Linked DNA regions of Homo sapiens: region 1 is linked to region 2. A link is a contact called in ENCODE Hi-C data. All regions are on one chromosome and are shown on one strand. The core of a region is the stretch at or near the end of the contact, and the rest is flanking DNA. Distances in the headings are between cores, read along the strand shown.

Evidence for each region. Hi-C counts contacts between places; a loop is a spot of excess contacts on that map. Pooled maps may share reads with other maps.
Region 1: a pooled map shows a loop between it and region 2 (2.2-fold over the local background). The contact joins the promoter of PLCE1 here to the promoter of SLC35G1 in region 2. A Hi-C loop is called at or near these places in 1 of 50 pooled maps.

The regions. Positions count from the first base shown.
Region 1 is chr10:93,991,845-93,995,458 of GRCh38, forward strand. It overlaps PLCE1 (phospholipase C epsilon 1), which reads left to right and starts at 2,087. Exons shown (of 33, transcript NM_016341.4): 1 at 2,087-2,414. LOC105378438 (a long non-coding RNA gene) reads left to right here. Exons shown (of 4, transcript XR_946215.2): 4 at 1,376-1,875. RefSeq lists a silencer at 1,901-2,190.
Region 2 is chr10:93,892,690-93,896,332 of GRCh38, forward strand. It overlaps SLC35G1 (solute carrier family 35 member G1), which reads left to right and starts at 1,289. Exons shown (of 3, transcript NM_001134658.3): 1 at 1,289-1,522. The coding sequence starts at 1,345. RefSeq lists silencers at 1,263-1,692, 3,178-3,227.

The sequences.
Region 1 (3,614 bases), core at 837-3,336, 100 kb after region 2:
TTCCCCTGAGATGGTCTGTGTGTTTCACTGAACAGAGAGCAGGGTGTAAAAAAGGCACCTTGTGTGCAACTGTTGGCGAGGTTGGGGAGTGAATTAAAATCTCCAGAAAGTCTGGGCAGTGCTGTTCAGAGGAGCAATGAACACTCTGGAAGTACTGTTAGCTCAGACATTCCAATGTGGTGAGGCAGCCTCGGGGACACGACTTCCCTCCAATCTCGTTTAGAGAGGGAGCCATGGGGCGAGCAAAGGACACTGATCTGGACCTGCTCTCTTTGCAAAGATTTGAGGAAGGCGCCCCTTTCTAGGGATGGGGCCACAGTGATTATCACACTTGGATAACTTTCCTGCTCAACGGACCTAGATTTGCCTTGCTTACTAATCATGCAATGACTCATTTGGAGGATTCAATGTTAACTGCTTGTGCATCTACCAGTTTGTAGCTATCTATTCCCATGTGCCAAATTAAAAAAAAAAAGTCTTTGGGGGTGCCAGGTGATGGATGAAGTTTGATATTATTTGATCATTAAATGAATTATAAAACCATAATATAATACTGTATATTAAATAAATAGCCTACCTTGTTTATTGTCAGTGATGCTACCTCTTTCCTCAGCCCTTTATTTACTTGTTCAGGATAACATAGCCTCAGGGATTGAGTAAATTACCACTTCTCACTGTCCTAGTGCTAAAATGCCAAGATCTTAAGGAACAAAGAATTTCTTTAGAGCCCTCTGCAGAGACCTTTCTGAAATCAGCTCTCCAGGGAGGCAATCATGTTAGTTTTCATTAAAGTCCTAGTGGTGAGAAAACAGCAAGACAGTTTAAGGACCAGACTGGCAGATTTTTCTTAACAGCAGGATTCTTTGGGCCTCCTGTGCTTTCTTGCTCCAACCTCTCCTGTGTTCTGGAGCCTCCAAGAAGGAGAGATCACTTTTAAGAGGGACCCGAAAGAAAGGGTCAAACATGAGCAGGAGGAAAGTGTGTGGGAGGAGATGCTCCAGGTAGAAGGCTCAGCTTAAGTTCAGGTACAGAGCTAGAGTGGGAGAGACATTCTGTTGGGTGATCCTTATTAGCCAGGGCATGCTGGGTTACACAGCCATGGAGAGTTAGTTTGGAGGGCAATAGGGAGCCAGTGAAGTTTTCTGCATAGATTAAAGTTGTAAAAAAGGAAGAATAATACAGCGGTGGTTTGAAGGATTGATTTGGTCCAAGGGAGAGGACAGTGGGAGGCGATATGGGCCACAGGAATGGGTCCTGATCGGATGTAGGAGAAGAGGTCAGGCCTAGGGAACGGTCTTCCATTAGAACAGGTAGAGGGAGGAGGCACAGGTTTAGGCGAAAGGGAGGAGGATGATGATTTGATTTTTTTTTCCAGGTCCTTGGCTCTCCTAAGACTCATAAAAGCCGCTCCAGCGGCTAAGGAAGTTCTGTGCAAAGCCTGTAGTTTCTAGTTGTGAAGATCTTCAGGTTTGCTTGAGCAATGAAAGAGTACTGGATTTGGAGTCCGCAGTCCTGGATGGCCACCATTACCAGCAAAAGGAGTATTTCCGGAGCCTGGCACAACGCTGGGCACATTGATGGGGCTCAATGAATATGTATTAAATGAACGAGTGACAGAACAGATTCGAGACTTGGTGCTGCCATCTACTACAGAGACCTTGATCGTGTCCTTTATCTGCCGTGAACCTCAGTTTCCATATCTGTCAACCAGGGGTGGTTCCCTGGGGTAGTGTGAGAGTAAATTCCCGCCGCCTGAGGTGTGCAGAGTTCCCGCCCTTCCCGGAGCCGGGCGCCCCAGGAGCGCTCTCTCTGGCTCCCGCCAGAAAGGATGGCTCCTAGGGGTCAGGGCCAGGGGTCTGGGAAGGGGTCGCGCCGCCAGCAGCCAGCTCCGGGGGAGGCGGCCGGGTCCTCGCTCCGCGCCCGCCTTCCCCGCGCGGCAGGAGCCGGGGGCGGGCCCGGCACAGGCCGCTCCCCCGCCCGGCCGCCCGCGGTGGCGCTAGCGGCCTCTCACCCGGGGCGGGCGAGTTCTGGGAAAGCCCGGCCCAGGGCGGGGGCCCCGCTGCCGCCCGCGCAGCCGCCGCTGTCCGGGCAGCGCGCACATCTCGGCGGGAGCGGACTGTGAACGGCGCGGGTCCACACGGTAACGCTGGGCAACGTGGGCAACGCGGCGGGCGGCGGGCTCGCGCGGCGGGAGGGGCAGCGGCGGCGCGCCCGGGCTCTACCTCCCGGGCTCTGCCTCCCGGGCTCTGCCTCTCGGGCACTTGCCTGGCTCCTGCGCGTTCCTGGGCATCGGCTCTGCAGCTGACACACAGTAGCGGGGACACCCGACGCCGCTAGCGACAGGCGCGCGGACGGCTGGTCCCAGAGGGACGCTGCGCTTGGGGACGCCGGCGAGACTCGCCAGGAGCCAAGAGGTGAGGAAGCGACTCTGTAGCTCGGTTCCTGAGGACTGGAGAAAGGGAAGGATGGGCTGGTTCTCTCCCAAGGCAGTCGACCCGCCTAAGGGAGCAGCCCGACTCCGCGTACCTGGCGGAAAAGTGTCCTCGCGCTCCCGGGGGACCCGAGGCGGGCGGTCCTCCAGGGCATGCAGGCCGCCCTCGCAGGGGCTAAAGGACACCCTGCCAGTGCCTTCACTCCAGACGCCTGCCTCAGGTCGCCCCTTCGTGTTGTGAATACGGTGTGGAGGTGGCCAGTGCAAAGAAAAACGTAAGCTCTTTTTGTGGCGGTACTTAGCAGCGGTATTTCAAGGAAAGTGCTCAAGAGATTGTTCCTGGAGAGATTTGTGTACATCAAGTCCTAGAAAATACAATATTGGACCAGGTCCCGCTCTAACTGATAACTAGAATAGCTAGCTTTGCCTTCAAGTCCTTTAATGCTACAGTAATAAATACACTAGAGCAAGAAGTCTTCTGTCGTGGCGAATGTTAGGTGCACAGCGTAAATTTGTGGAAGCTTTCGCCCCTCGCTCTGTATTTAAGCCATCAGACACTGAGTTCAGCCGACTTAACCAATTATTCAGTGTAAGACTCATTTAGTGATTAATCAGTGTCATTTTAAATAGTGAGTTCCCTGAATACCTGTTAAGTAGGATTCACGTCTTCGAAAAGTTTTATTTGCACGAAGGTCATAATTTCAGTTGCATTATGCAAAATTTGCCCGTAGGTCTTTTAGATCTCTGCAGGATTGGTATGTTTTCATGTTTCTTATACCCCCCGTAGAGGTAGGGCAGGGCCGCTGCCACAGAATGGGCACTACTGAGGCCAAGAATGCTTGACCCCACTAGGGAGAATTTTTGAGAGCCTGACTTGGGAGGTGGAAGCAGGTGACCCCATAGGTGCTTGTACAGGTGCCCAGTTGTCATTGAGGAGAGAGGTGGACTATCTCTAGGTTATTGTATGCATCGATGTCTTCATAAATACTTTTCTGAAGAATGTCTGATGGTGTTGTCATCTAGACCATCTGATGGCACATCTTCCCCCACATCCACCACTCTAAAGTCTAACCATCCTTCAAACTGTGTTTTGCTGGTGGTGTGAGGCTTTTCCTGAAACAGCCAACCTCCCCCTGCTCTGATTTCTGCAGCATTTTTTCTCCAGGGCCCTTTCTGCTCTCTA
Region 2 (3,643 bases), core at 39-2,538:
ATTTGTCTCAGTTTGCCTAGGACAGTCCCAGTTTATGCCTATTCCCTTGTGTAACTTTTAAAAGAGCTCCTCCTTTTACTCTTAAAAAAAAAAAGGTCCAGTTTGGAGGATAAATTATATGCTGACCCTAGTTTAAAACACACTTTGATTTTCTAACATAGTGTTTTCCAGGTGATATTATGCTTTTGCCCACATCATTGCATTTTATTTACATAACTACTCTGCGAAGCAGGAAGGGAAATACTTGATCGCTATTAAATAAAGGAGGTAATCAAGGCTTCGAGGGGTACAGTGGTGACTGAGGTCACACACTCAGGGCCAGAACCTAGGATTCCTGACTTCAAGTCTAAAACTGTTTCAGCTGTGGATCACTATGTGCAAATGTCTGAGTAAAGGCAAACTTCACTCTCCTTTGGTGATCTGCTTGGCACTGGACTTAGAAGTTTAGATACGTTCATCCTTGCACAGAGACTGTTCTTCCACATATAAAGCAAGCAAAGAGATGGAAGAAGAATTATTAGCTAAACAAAAAGAGGCTGTTAGTGAATCCTGGGCCAAAGAATATATTTTACCAGGTCTAATTACATCAGATTACTTGAATCTTACATCTGGCCAAATTAGGATATTTCCATTTAAGAAAAGAAAACCAAAGATCAATAATGCATGCCTACTCTTGCAAAGAATGCAAAGAACATATAAATGGGTTCTGGTCAGTCTTATAGATATATTTTCCTATAATTACACACTAATTCTTTCTTAAAAATATTTCCCAAAACAGCAAAATTCTACCCTCCTTGGTAAGCAGCAAAGGGACAACACGGGAAACAAAACAAAACAAAACAAAACAAAACAAAACATAAAAACCCTAGACCATTTAAAGACAAGCATGGTGCTTTGTAAAATCTTCGGGGTATCACAGAGGTGCTGAATGCGTGGTTACATCAATGAAAAAACGCCCACTCTTTGAGCCTCCTGAAAAGGAGGCCACAGGACCCCCGGGCGCCAGGGCTTGGGAACCCAGCGCCCCTCCTTGTCTGTGCCATGACAGACAGGTTCAGTGTGACTTGCCAAGGATGGCTCCAAGCAGCTGGGCCATGTAGCCTGAACGCAGCAGAGGGTTGGACGCCTTAGAGCCAGCTGTGGGCACCACAGCCCGACCAGGGAGGCAGCGGGTCTCCCCAGGTTAAGAGGCCAGCGGAGGACGCGCGCGGTCTCCTTGGGGGAGGGTGCGGGTGGGCCGGGCGCGCATGCGCATGGGCGCCATCGCCCGCCGGAAGAGCGGCAGCCCAGGCGCTGCTGCTGGCGCCAGACGGCACCGGCCGCTGGTAGAGCGCGTGCCGCGAGATGCGGCCTCAGGACAGCACCGGGGTCGCGGAGCTCCAGGAGCCCGGGCTGCCGCTAACGGACGATGCACCCCCGGGCGCCACTGAGGAGCCGGCGGCCGCCGAGGCAGCTGGGGCGCCAGACCGCGGTAGGTGCTGGCTCTGCCTTTCCTCGCCGTGTTGCTCCCGCACCGAGCCGGGTGAGTGCGCGGTGTGGATCGGGCTCTGGTCTCGCTCGGGGGTCCCGAGCGGGCGCCGGCGGGTTGGGGTCCCCGCAACCCGGGCACAGTGCCCGCCGCGCCTCCGTCCCCACCCTGCCCGGGGCTCGGGAAACCCCTCGAGCTGTCAGCTGGGGGGCTGCAAAGCGGAATTCCCGGCGCCCCAGCCGGCGCTAAGACGGAAGAAACTTTCCGATTGTTAGCAGTCCTTTTGGGATTCCGAGGCTGCTCCTGTAATTAGTGTCGGGGCAGGGCTGTGGAGTCAGACTGCAGTTTGGCGTACCCTCCCCTAGGTCGTAGGTGGGGGGTCAGCGAGAGAGGCCATCCTGCAGTGGGGCGACGTTGCGAGGAAGCTGACCCTGAAAAGTGATCCCGGTGGTTAAGGGTTCTCTCCGAAAAGGAAGCTGAAAAGCATCGAGTCTAGAAAAAATGTTCGTCCTAGAGTTTTAGAATCTTGGAAAGGCAGAGATAAGTGGGACCGCTAGTTTTTAACCTTTAGGGATACAAGGACTTTTTAGCAAACGATGCAGAACAAGGCATATCTTGTTAAGAAGCTCACAGCCCCGTCCCCAAAGTCAGGGACCCCTCGTGAAGAACACTTTATGTTCAGTCCCCCTCCTTCGACACATGAGCAAAGTGAGGCCCAGGAAGGTGAGGGCTTTTGGGTTTTCGTTTGCTTTGTCTCCTCCAAGATGTGGAACGTGGGGGTGAGATGGGGCGCATGTCCAGGGAGCACCAGGGTTAGGATCCCAGCTTGCCATATACCGGCCTAGGGCCCTTTCCACTGGCCACAAGTGCTGCTTCAAGCACATTCCTCTTAGAAGTCGACCATCTACCAGGAGCAGCTTCCTGCAAGAAGAAGGGAATAGGCAGATCTCTTTTTAGGACAGTTACACGGCCTGCACCACCTTGTCCTCTGGGTCACCTCCCCTAAGTGTGACCCTGGATTTCTGTTCCTCTCCTCTCACTGCGCTTTCCCCTCCTCCCTTTGTGCACTTTCCCCAAGTTAGAGAGACAGACTCTAGGAAGACTATTCTTGCTCCATTTCTGTCCTAAAGGCAAACCGAAATGATCAGACTTGTGATCATTTATAAATGGGCTGGTGCCTCTAGAACAGGGGTTATGCCAGGCTGAATTGAACAGATAAGCAGCCTTTGAAAAGGTCAGTTTCTCACCTATCACCCTCTGGGTGAATGTCCTTCTGGTGGCATGCCGAATCAGTCCATGCAAACTCTTAAAGTTTCCCCTTTTTGTGAATGGAAGAGGAATTCTCTACTCCCAGGCAGCTCATGGCAAGATGAGAAACTTACGTGAGTGTATCTAAGAATCTTGTGGGTGTTTAACTTCAAAGAAAGTTTCTACCAGTAAGACTTAGTTATTGTAAGGTGACAAGATAATATTTTGGAAAGAAAATTGACATAAAAACACTTTACTGTTGTCATTGAACTTTGTGACACCTCTTGTTCTAACTGCTTATCTCAACAAAGCTTTTTTCAAGTTCTGGTTGGAACTGTTACCCATATGTCTTACATTCTTGGATGACCTTAACAGACACATACAGCTGTCCCAAGACATCTCCTTACTTTCTTCAGGGACAGTGTGGGTCTTACACTGAAGCAAGGAGAAGTAGTTTCTTAGGCCTGTGCCTCACATCCTCTGGAGGGAGTTAGTGATCGAGTGTAGCAGTGGTTCTCAAACTAGTGGAGCCTTTTAGAGTTACAGAGATTCTATTTCGGTGGGTCTGAGATGGGGCTTGAGAATTAATTTTTTTTTTTTTTGGAGATAGGGTCTTACTCTGTCACCAAGGCTGTGGTGCATTGGCGTGATCACAGCTCACGGCGACCTCAACCTCCTGGGCTTACTCGATCCTTTCATCTAAGTCTCCTGAGTAGCTGGGACCACAGGCACACACCACCACACCCGACTAATTTAAAAATATTTTTTGCATTGATGAGGGGGTTTCCCCGTGTTGCCCAGGGTGGTCTCAAACTTTTGAGCTCAAGAGATCCTCCCACCTTGTCCTCCCAAGGTGCTGGGATTACAGGCATGAGCCACTGCACCCAGGAATTAAAGTTTTAAGTGTTACTCAGGTGATTCTAATTC